2 separate regions of the Homo sapiens genome follow, and region 2 is linked to region 1. A link is an interaction called in ENCODE POLR2A ChIA-PET data of the cell type or tissue named here. Cell type or tissue: Panc1. All regions are shown on one strand. Each heading gives the region's core, and the rest is flanking DNA. Links, peaks and the distances in the headings are about the cores only.

What was found. ChIA-PET counts read pairs that join two places held together with the same protein. Peaks named below come from ENCODE experiments on the same cell type or tissue, not always from the same donor. Only the 100,000 strongest peaks of a DNase experiment are listed, where the experiment ranks them.
Region 2: POLR2A ChIA-PET joins it to region 1 with 8 read pairs; 2 of 35 experiments call an interaction of 5 or more read pairs at or near these places.

The regions. Positions count from the first base shown.
Region 1 is chr13:94,824,928-94,829,331 of GRCh38, forward strand. All of the region lies in intron 2 of LOC101927284 (a long non-coding RNA gene), which reads left to right. Among named protein-coding and RNA genes, the nearest start is that of SOX21-AS1, 110 kb to the left of the region's middle. In Panc1, for the core only: no CTCF peak of the experiment used is centred there; no DNase peak of the experiment used is centred there.
Region 2 is chr13:94,763,799-94,768,202 of GRCh38, forward strand. LOC101927284 (a long non-coding RNA gene) reads left to right here. Exons shown (of 5, transcript NR_110754.1): 2 at 610-753. Among named protein-coding and RNA genes, the nearest start is that of SOX21-AS1, 53 kb to the left of the region's middle. In Panc1, for the core only: no CTCF peak of the experiment used is centred there; a DNase peak (open chromatin) is centred at 1,907.

The DNA of each region.
Region 1 (4,404 bases), core at 312-4,311:
CTTTCTATTGCTTTAAAAAAACATAAATATGCATATAAAATGCAAGCCCTTTCTTCTTCGATAAATAGCATACTTTTCTCCACCTTACTTTTTTTTCCTCAATAATAATTTCTAGAGATCCCTCCAAAGCAGTATATAGAAATGTTCTTTATTGCTCTTTTTTTTTTTTTTTTGAGACGGAGTTTTGCTCTTGTTGCCCAGGCTGGAGTGCAGTGGCGCGATCTGGCTCACTGCAAACTCCACCTCCCGGGTTCAAGCAATCAGCGTCCGGAGTAGCTGGGATTACAGGCATGAACTACCATGCCCAGCTAATTTTTGTATTTTTAGCAAGATACTCAATCATTTCGGTGTGGATTTACTATAGCTTACTTAATCAGTCCATCATCAGTGGACATTTGTACATTTTTTTGCTATTATAAATACAGCCCACAAATAACAGTCAGGGACAACATTGATCCTACACTTGTATGTGCCTGTGCTGTGCATTTTACACATATTACCCATTTAATTCTTATAGCAAGCTTATCTCCCCTTTACAGGTGAGGAAACTGAGGTCTAGAGAGGTTAAATACCATGTCAAGGATCAAGCAGCTGTAAGCAGCAGAGTAAGGGTTCCGGCATCATGACTGTTCTTAGTCACTCAACCTATTTCGTCCTCCTGATTCAGGCCTGTGTAGAGGAGGAGAAGAGACCAAGTTCCTCCTCCCTGACCCCCAGAAGGCTTGTTGGCACCAGCTCACATTCTTTTGCAAACTCAGCAAGGCCCCTTCCAACCGGCTTACAGCCCTCAGCTGGGAGCAGATTTGTTAAACAGATGCACGAGGCTTGGAAAACTGCCCAGGGTGTCCCCATACTGACAAAACAAGAGTCCTGTGGGACAAAGCGGAGATCCTGCCTCATCTGCATTCTCTCTGGCTCTCTGAGGATTGCCTTCAATGCCTCAGGCTAATGTGTTTGCCCAGAAGCATTTGTTTGGTGGGGAAGGGAGAAGAATAAGAGGGAGAGTGCTGGACAAATCTTTCCCTTTTACAGTCGGGGCACACAGGAGTTTTTAAGGCACTGCCACCTCTCCCTCTTTGTCTCTATCCTAAAATGACCTTATTCCCTTAACAGCCAACCTGGAACAGGAGGGTGAGTTTGGGGGGCATGTGAAGCAAGTTGTAGGGGTGATTGGAAGCTCCTTCCTTTGCTTTCTAGCCTGGCCTGAATGTGGGTAGAACCACGATATCAGAGAATATCAGCCCAGCACCCCACCCCTCACCCCCCACCCCCCAAACCCCCAGAGTCCTGATGGTTGCAGGGAGTTACAGGTGGCAGCTTCTGGGTACGAGTTACAGAGGTCAAGGCAGAAACAGTCCAGGACCTAGGAATAAGTGGGGGGAAGGGGGTGCACTGAGGCAGTGCCACCTTCTTTAAACCAGTGCTATGGGCCACAGTGCCAGGGAAGAAAGCCATATATCTGTATTAGATGATGATGCCTAGTGGTAAACTGTGCAGGGAGGAGAAACGGGAAAGCTACAGATTTCAGAAGTACATTATTGGCCTTAAACATTGGGTCAACCTAACATTCTGTTTTGAAAGAAAAAAAAACCCTAATATTTATTAAGTATTTAGGTTAATGACTTTACCTACATCATTTTAGTTAATCTTTATAGTAACCCTCAAATATATAATTCCCATTTTCAGATGTGAAAATTGAGGCTAAAATTGCTTAGGAGATTTGTCCAGATTTGAAAACCTAGTAGGCAGTGGAATCCTAATTCAAACCCAGATCTGCTGACTGCACAGTCCAGGTACCTAATCATTTTACGGTGCTGGAGGCTCTTTCTTCATTCATTCATTCATTCAAGAAATATTTATTTAACATCTATGATGTACTAAAGACATGATATTGTGGGAATACAATAATGAAATAAGAGAGATGTGGTTCTGGCCCTCACAGAGCTCATCTTCAAGGGTAGGGAAAATAAACAGGTAAATAAGTAAACAACATGATTACAGACTTTGATAAATGCTATAGCTCTCATCGAATATTGAGATTGGTTTAAAATGAAGTCTTTTTTTTTTTCAAACTATCTAGTAATTAATGAAAGGGGAGTCATCCTATATAAACTCTCCTTCCATTGAATTTGTCTATATCATGTGTAATATTTTAAGATGTTGCTTTATACTTAGCTATTTTATTTAATCTGAGCTCCTCTCAAGTTGAGGCAAAAGTACAGCCTCATTATTAGTATTATTTTTAATATTCTGAACTTAATGTCTCCAAAAGCCAAAAGTAGATATTAAAAAGTCCATTTCAAATGACCTGAGGTTGTATGAGCCATCCCTGTGAAATGTTTAGGGAGCTATCCCCAGGGAAGTTGAAATTATGCCCTACTAGGAATGGTTGAAGAAACTACCTGAGGTTTGTCAGCAGAAGAGCATGGCTTTACTTCTCCCTTTCCTTCCACATGTTGGAGCTGTGTGAAAATCTCCCATGGAAGAAGACAGGATATGAATTCAACCTATAATTTGAAAAACAAGTATATCAGATGACAAGTGATCTAAGCAGTATTATTATATTCTACTATTATCATTGTTCTTCCATGTAGTTAGAAGATTTCAATCTGAGCTACCTTTTTTCTTTATGTTCACAAATACCTAGGGGGAAGGGAGGTGGAAGATATTAGTATTCCCATCACTTCCTAAACAGCTTCTGCATGAAAAATACCTGCCTCCTACCTGTCTGACTGGGCTCTGGAGTTTAATTAGATTAGCATCTCTAAACTACTCAGGTTTCCCCGAGATAGGCATTATGTAAACATAAGGTATTATTATCACTATCATAGTATCATTATGTTATTGTAATTGTGTGGATTCTCCCATAAAGCTGCATAGGATGGGATCCTAGCCCAGACTATTATTTGTCTAGTGCTTTGAGCTTAGATGAAAGGCACGTATATGTTGTCTTGTGTTGTTACATCATTACAGTCACTATTGTTGCATTTTTGATTACTGAAGAATGAACCAGTTTTCAAATTCATCTCAACATCTCTCCAATTTTTAAAAGATGTTTTCTGTGTGACTGCAATGGTGTGCTCTTCCACACTGGTTTAAAGGCCTGGGGTAAGATAGCACCTTGGGCTTCTGATATCACCTGAGGAAAAAGGCAGACAGGCAGGGTATTTTAGGATGGTGTTTTTTTTTTGTTTGTTTGTTTTTACCTCTGTTCTGCTAGAGCCTGGTAGAGGTCGCAGAGCTCCAGGCCTGTTGACAGCAACACTCGGGTAAATTATTCTGGTTAAAGCCAACTTTGAGTGACTCTTCTGTCTCATTTGCTACCTTTAGGAGCCGTAAATGGCTCTTCTCAAAAAGATTAAGATGGTATCCATCTCAAAAAGAGGAAAGAAGACGAGATATAGGGCCAAACAGCACACTAGAGAATAATTTTATGAGATTAACGTAGTTGCTTCATCACTAAATATACCAGCTGGTAAAGTTGTACAGTTTATTTTAGGAGGGTATTCATCAATCCAAAGATTTATGTTATCAGTGATGAAAATGTTATTTTGGAGTTTGTAAATTTGGGACCTGCCTTATTTATCTTCCTGTATTCTGACAATGTCATCCTCAAAGGTCATTTTTATTCCATTCTATTTTTTTTCTCCAGTGAATTCTACTATTATTAATTTTCTCTTGGCTGTGTTTACAGATATGACTATAATTATTTCCATTAGAGCTACACACTTAAGGTTTGCATTATCTTTCATTTCCTCTACTAAAAGTCCAGTGTTTTATGCTACTGGGGAATCTGAAAACGGCATAATTCAGAAATGTAAGACGACGGCTCCTTTTAGATACTCCCCATTGCATAATTGTAGTTCTTAACAGGGCTGAAGATCATCACATTTAAATGAAGGAAAAGCCTCTCAATTGATGAGCCAGCTGTTCACTGAAATGTTTATATCTAGTCAGGCTTCAGACTAATATGTCTTTGCATGATTTATTAAATGTGTTTGTAATAACAGAGTTATCATCACTCTCTCTTACTGTCCGATGATTGGTTCTTGGGCTGGTATTGCATGTGGTGCTGAAACTGTCATGGCAGAGAAAGTATTTTGCTCTTTTCTGATAAGAAATTTCCACCTGGTTCCGTCTGTGGAAAGGCAAGGCTAACCAGGGTGCTGAAGAGGCTTAGGGGATGGTTAATCGCCACGCAGACCTTGACTTTAAATGCAAATTACCCAACAAAAAAGTGACTGTGACTTGAACTGCTGTTTCTCATCGAATTTGTGGGAGCATTTCTTGTGCAGCTACAGGTTGCAGCTGGTCTGGCCACGGTTTTGTGTGGCTGAGTGCTTAGGCCGGCACTTTATTATCAGAACAGAACAAATCTAGGCTAATGTGCGTGGTAGAAAGAAT
Region 2 (4,404 bases), core at 188-4,187, 61 kb before region 1:
GCAACCAGCCAACCACTATGAGCAACTGCCACCTATGCAAGTAAGCCATCTTGGGTAGTCCAACCAATTGAGCCTCCAAATGACTCCAGCCTCAGGTGAACCATATGGAGCAGGCATCTGAGCCTGGGTAATTCACAGAATCATAAGAGGTAATAAAATGCTTGATGACTTAAGCCACTAAGGTTTGGGGTATTTTGTTTCACAGTAATAGCTAACAGGAAAAGACCTCTTCTTCTTAGGTACAAAATGATTTAGAGAGTCACAGTGTTATAATGAATAGTACAGCTATACAATTATTAAAATAGATAAGTATTTGCTTTTGCATTTTTGCTGCAAGTCCTATATATATAGTGCATATGAAACACAAGAAACCTGATACATTTATAAGCCATTTCGAAACACTACATTTTCTATTCTTTTCCACTTAGCATTTATATAGTGCTCATTATCACAGAATATAGGGGCTTTACAATATTATTATTTAGCATTTATATAACACTTTTTGCCTTCAGTGTATACTACAAATTATTTTACTTTAAAATCATTTAAATTTTAAAAGTACTTTAAAATCATTTAAATTTTAAAATTATTTCATAACTCTTTTTGCAGAGGAGAAAATATATAATAGAGCCTGAAGATGTAGTTGTATTGCTTCAGTCTCATGATAAAACTTGAGTGGATGAGGAGTTGCTTCTTATGAACGAGCAAAGAAAGTGGTTACGTGAGAGGGAATCTACTCCTAATGAAGATCCTGTAAGTATTGTCAAAATGACAACAAAGGATTTAAATATTACATAAATGTTGTTGATAAAGCAGCTGCAGGGCTTGAGAACATTGACTCCAATATTTAAAGAAGTTCAACTGTGGGTAAAATGCTATCAAACAGCACTGCATGCTACAGAGAAATCTTTCATGAAAGGAAGACTCATTTGATGTGGCAAACCTCATTTTTTTTTCATTTTAAGAAATTGCCACAGTCATCCCAACCTTCAGCAACCACCCGCTGATGAGTCAGCGTCCATCAACATGGAGGCAAAACCCTCCACTAGCAAAAAGATTACCACTCACTGAAGACTCAGATGGTGATGACCATTAGCATTTTTTAGCAATAAATTATTATAAAACTAAAATATGTTCATTGTTGTTTCAGACATAATGCTATTGTACACTTAATAGATTATAGTATAGTGTAAATGTAACTTTTATATGCACTGGGATATCAAAATATTTGGGTGACTCACTTTACTGAGAGATTAACTTTATTGTGGTGGTCTGGAATGGAACCCACAATATCTTTGAGGTATGCCTGTAGTGAAATATCCCAGCACTGTGTCAGTCAACAATGACAACAGTCCTGGGCATTGATGAAGTTCAAGAATTGTGTATTCCATGAATATGCCTTCTGAGCTCCTCTCCTCTTAACAAACCCTCTAGAGTGGTTCCCATGGTGCTCCCTGTTAATGTGGCAAAACAGCATTTCAGCATGGCTGAGGGAGCTCTGACAAAGATGTCCTGAAAGCATTGTCCTGCATGTGCCCTGTTTGGGAAACCTGAGGGAAGCCTTAAGGCTACAGTTAATTAGGAATGAATTTTTTAATCAATGGTTAGGAATAATGGACTTTACTATTAACGTTTTTTGAAGAATGAATATTAAGATTATGATTATTATCAAGAGTTTTAAATGACATAATAAAATGCTTGTAAAATTATCTCAAGTGTTAACTGCAAAGTACAAAAGTGTATTGAAGTGTGATCTCAACTTTGTAAGTATAGACACAAATATTTATGGAGATCTGCATGGGAGATTGAAAGGAAATATGCCAGAATCTTTACAGTGATTATTTCTAGAAATGGGATTATGAAGGATTGCTTTTATATCCCTGTTCTTTTAAAATATTCCGTAAGTAGGTGTTACTCCTAGAATTATAAAAAGTTATATATTTTTCTTTAGAGACTTTATTTGTTGGATTTGGTTTGAAGAGTTATACATTTGTACAATTCAAATATCAAAATGCTTTAACAGGGTAAACATTGAGAGGTCTTACTGAGGATGGAGGCAGGACGTGACTCAGGAGGCAGGACGCAATCAACTTCAGAGGCAGGGCCCAGACACCGGACCAAATTGAGGACTAACTAAAACAGGGAGGAGGTGGAAGCACCTTTCCATAAGACACACCTACCAGTGTGCCATGTCAGTTTACCATTGCCATGGCAACAACCGGAAGTTACCACCCCTTTCCATGGCAACAACCCAACAACCCAGACGTTACCATCCTTTTTCTAGAAATGTCTGCATAATCTGCCCCTTAGTTTGCACATAATTAAAAACGGGTATAAATATGACTGCAGCACTGCGTCTGAGCAGCTATTCTGGGCACACTTTCTATGGGGTAGGCCTACTCTGCAGGGAGCAGTACTTCTGCTGCTGCTGTACACTGTTGGTCCAATAAAAGTTGCTAATACCACTGGTTTGCCCTTGAATTCTTTCCTGGGGGAAACCACGGACCTTCCCAGGCTAAGCCCCAATTTGGGGGCTGCGTCATCACCTCTACTCTGGTTTTCATCTCCTCCACTTCTCTATGAACAACTACTCATTTAGTTTCCTCTGCATTCTTCCTGAGTTCTTTTTGCAGATATAAGCAAATTTGAAAGCATGTTGTTATCCTCTCCCCTTTCTTACACAAAAACAACATTACATACACTGCTTTGATCCATGGACTGTAGAATGGATGTACTATTAGCAGATGTACTAGTCAGTTCTCACATTGCTTTAAGAAATACTTGAGACTAGGTATTTTATACATAAAAGAGGTTTAATTGGCTTGGGGTTCTGCAGGCTGTACAGGAAATACGATGCTGGCATCTGCATGACTTGGAAAGGCCTCAGGAAACTTACAATAATGGCAGAAGGTGAAGGGGGAGAGAGGTGTCTTACATGGCAGGAGCAGCAAGAGCAAAGGGAGAGGTGTCACACACTTTTAGACAACGAGATCTCATGAGAACCCACTCACTGTCACCAGAACAGCACGAAGGGGATAGTGCTAAACCATTCATGAGAAACATCTCCATGATCCAGTCACCTTGCATCAGGCTCCACTTCAAACACTGGGAATTACAATTCCACATGAGATATGGGTGGGGACACAGACCCAAACCACCTCAACAGGCATGAAAACAACATTAATTTCTTTGTACATCTCCATCAGAGCTCATAAGTGACCAGGTATATTGTCAATGAGCAGTAATGTTTGGAAAAAAGCAATGTTTTTCTGAGCAGTAGTTCTCAATAGTGGGCTTAAAATATTCAGTAAACCATGTTTTAAACAAATGTGCTGTCATCTGGACTTTATTTTCCCCTTTTCAGAGCACAAGTAGAGTAGATTTAGTGTCATTCCTAAGGACCCTAGGATTTTCAGAATGGTTAATGAGCATTGGCTTTAACTTAAAGTCTCCAGTCACATTAGCCCCTAACAAGAGAGTCAGCCTCTTCTTTTAAGTTTTAAAGCCAAGCATTGTCTTCTCTCTAGCTATGAAAGTCCTAGATGGCATCTTATTCCAATCCAAGGCTGTTTTGTCTCCACTGAAAATTTGTTAGCAAAGCTACCTTTATCAATGATCTTAGCTAGATCTTCTGGATAGCTTGTTGCAGCTTCCCCATCAGCACTCGCTGCTTCACTTTGCACTTTTATGTTATGGAGAAAACTTTATTCCTTAAACCTCGCAAACCAACTCTGCCAGCTGTCAGTTTTTCTTCTGCAGCTTCCTTACCCTTCTCAGCCTTCATTCATTGAAGCTTAATTATTTCTAGCTTTTGACTTAAAGTGGGAGACTTGTACCTCTTTCTTTCACCTGAATACTTAGAGGTCATTGTAGGGGCTATTAATTGGCCTAATTTTAATATCACTGTGTCTCAGGGAATAGGGAGACCCAAGGAGGGGGAGAGATGGGGAAACAATGGTCAGTAGAGCAGTCAGAACAAAAACAACATTTATCAATTAAGTTCATTGTCTTATATAGGTATAGCTCATGGCACCCCAAAACAATCACAATAGTAACATCAAAGATCACTGCTCTCAGATCAACAAAACAGATATAGTAATAATTAAAATGTTTGAAATATTTCAAACTTTGAAATTTGAATATTGTGAGAATTACCAAAATGTGACACAGAGACACAAAGTGAGCGATATACTCGCTCAGCGCAGGATCGACACGAACCTTCAATTTGTAAAAATGCTGTAGTATCAAATATTTGTGTTGCTGGTAAAACTTGGAATGGAGAGGAAAGACAAGAGGATGTCAAGAGGTGGTCTTTGTTTAATGAGTTATTCATAAGCACACTTATTATGTAGCTCTTCCAGTACTACAGTGGGGGGTGTGTGTGTGTGTGTGTGTGTGTGTGTG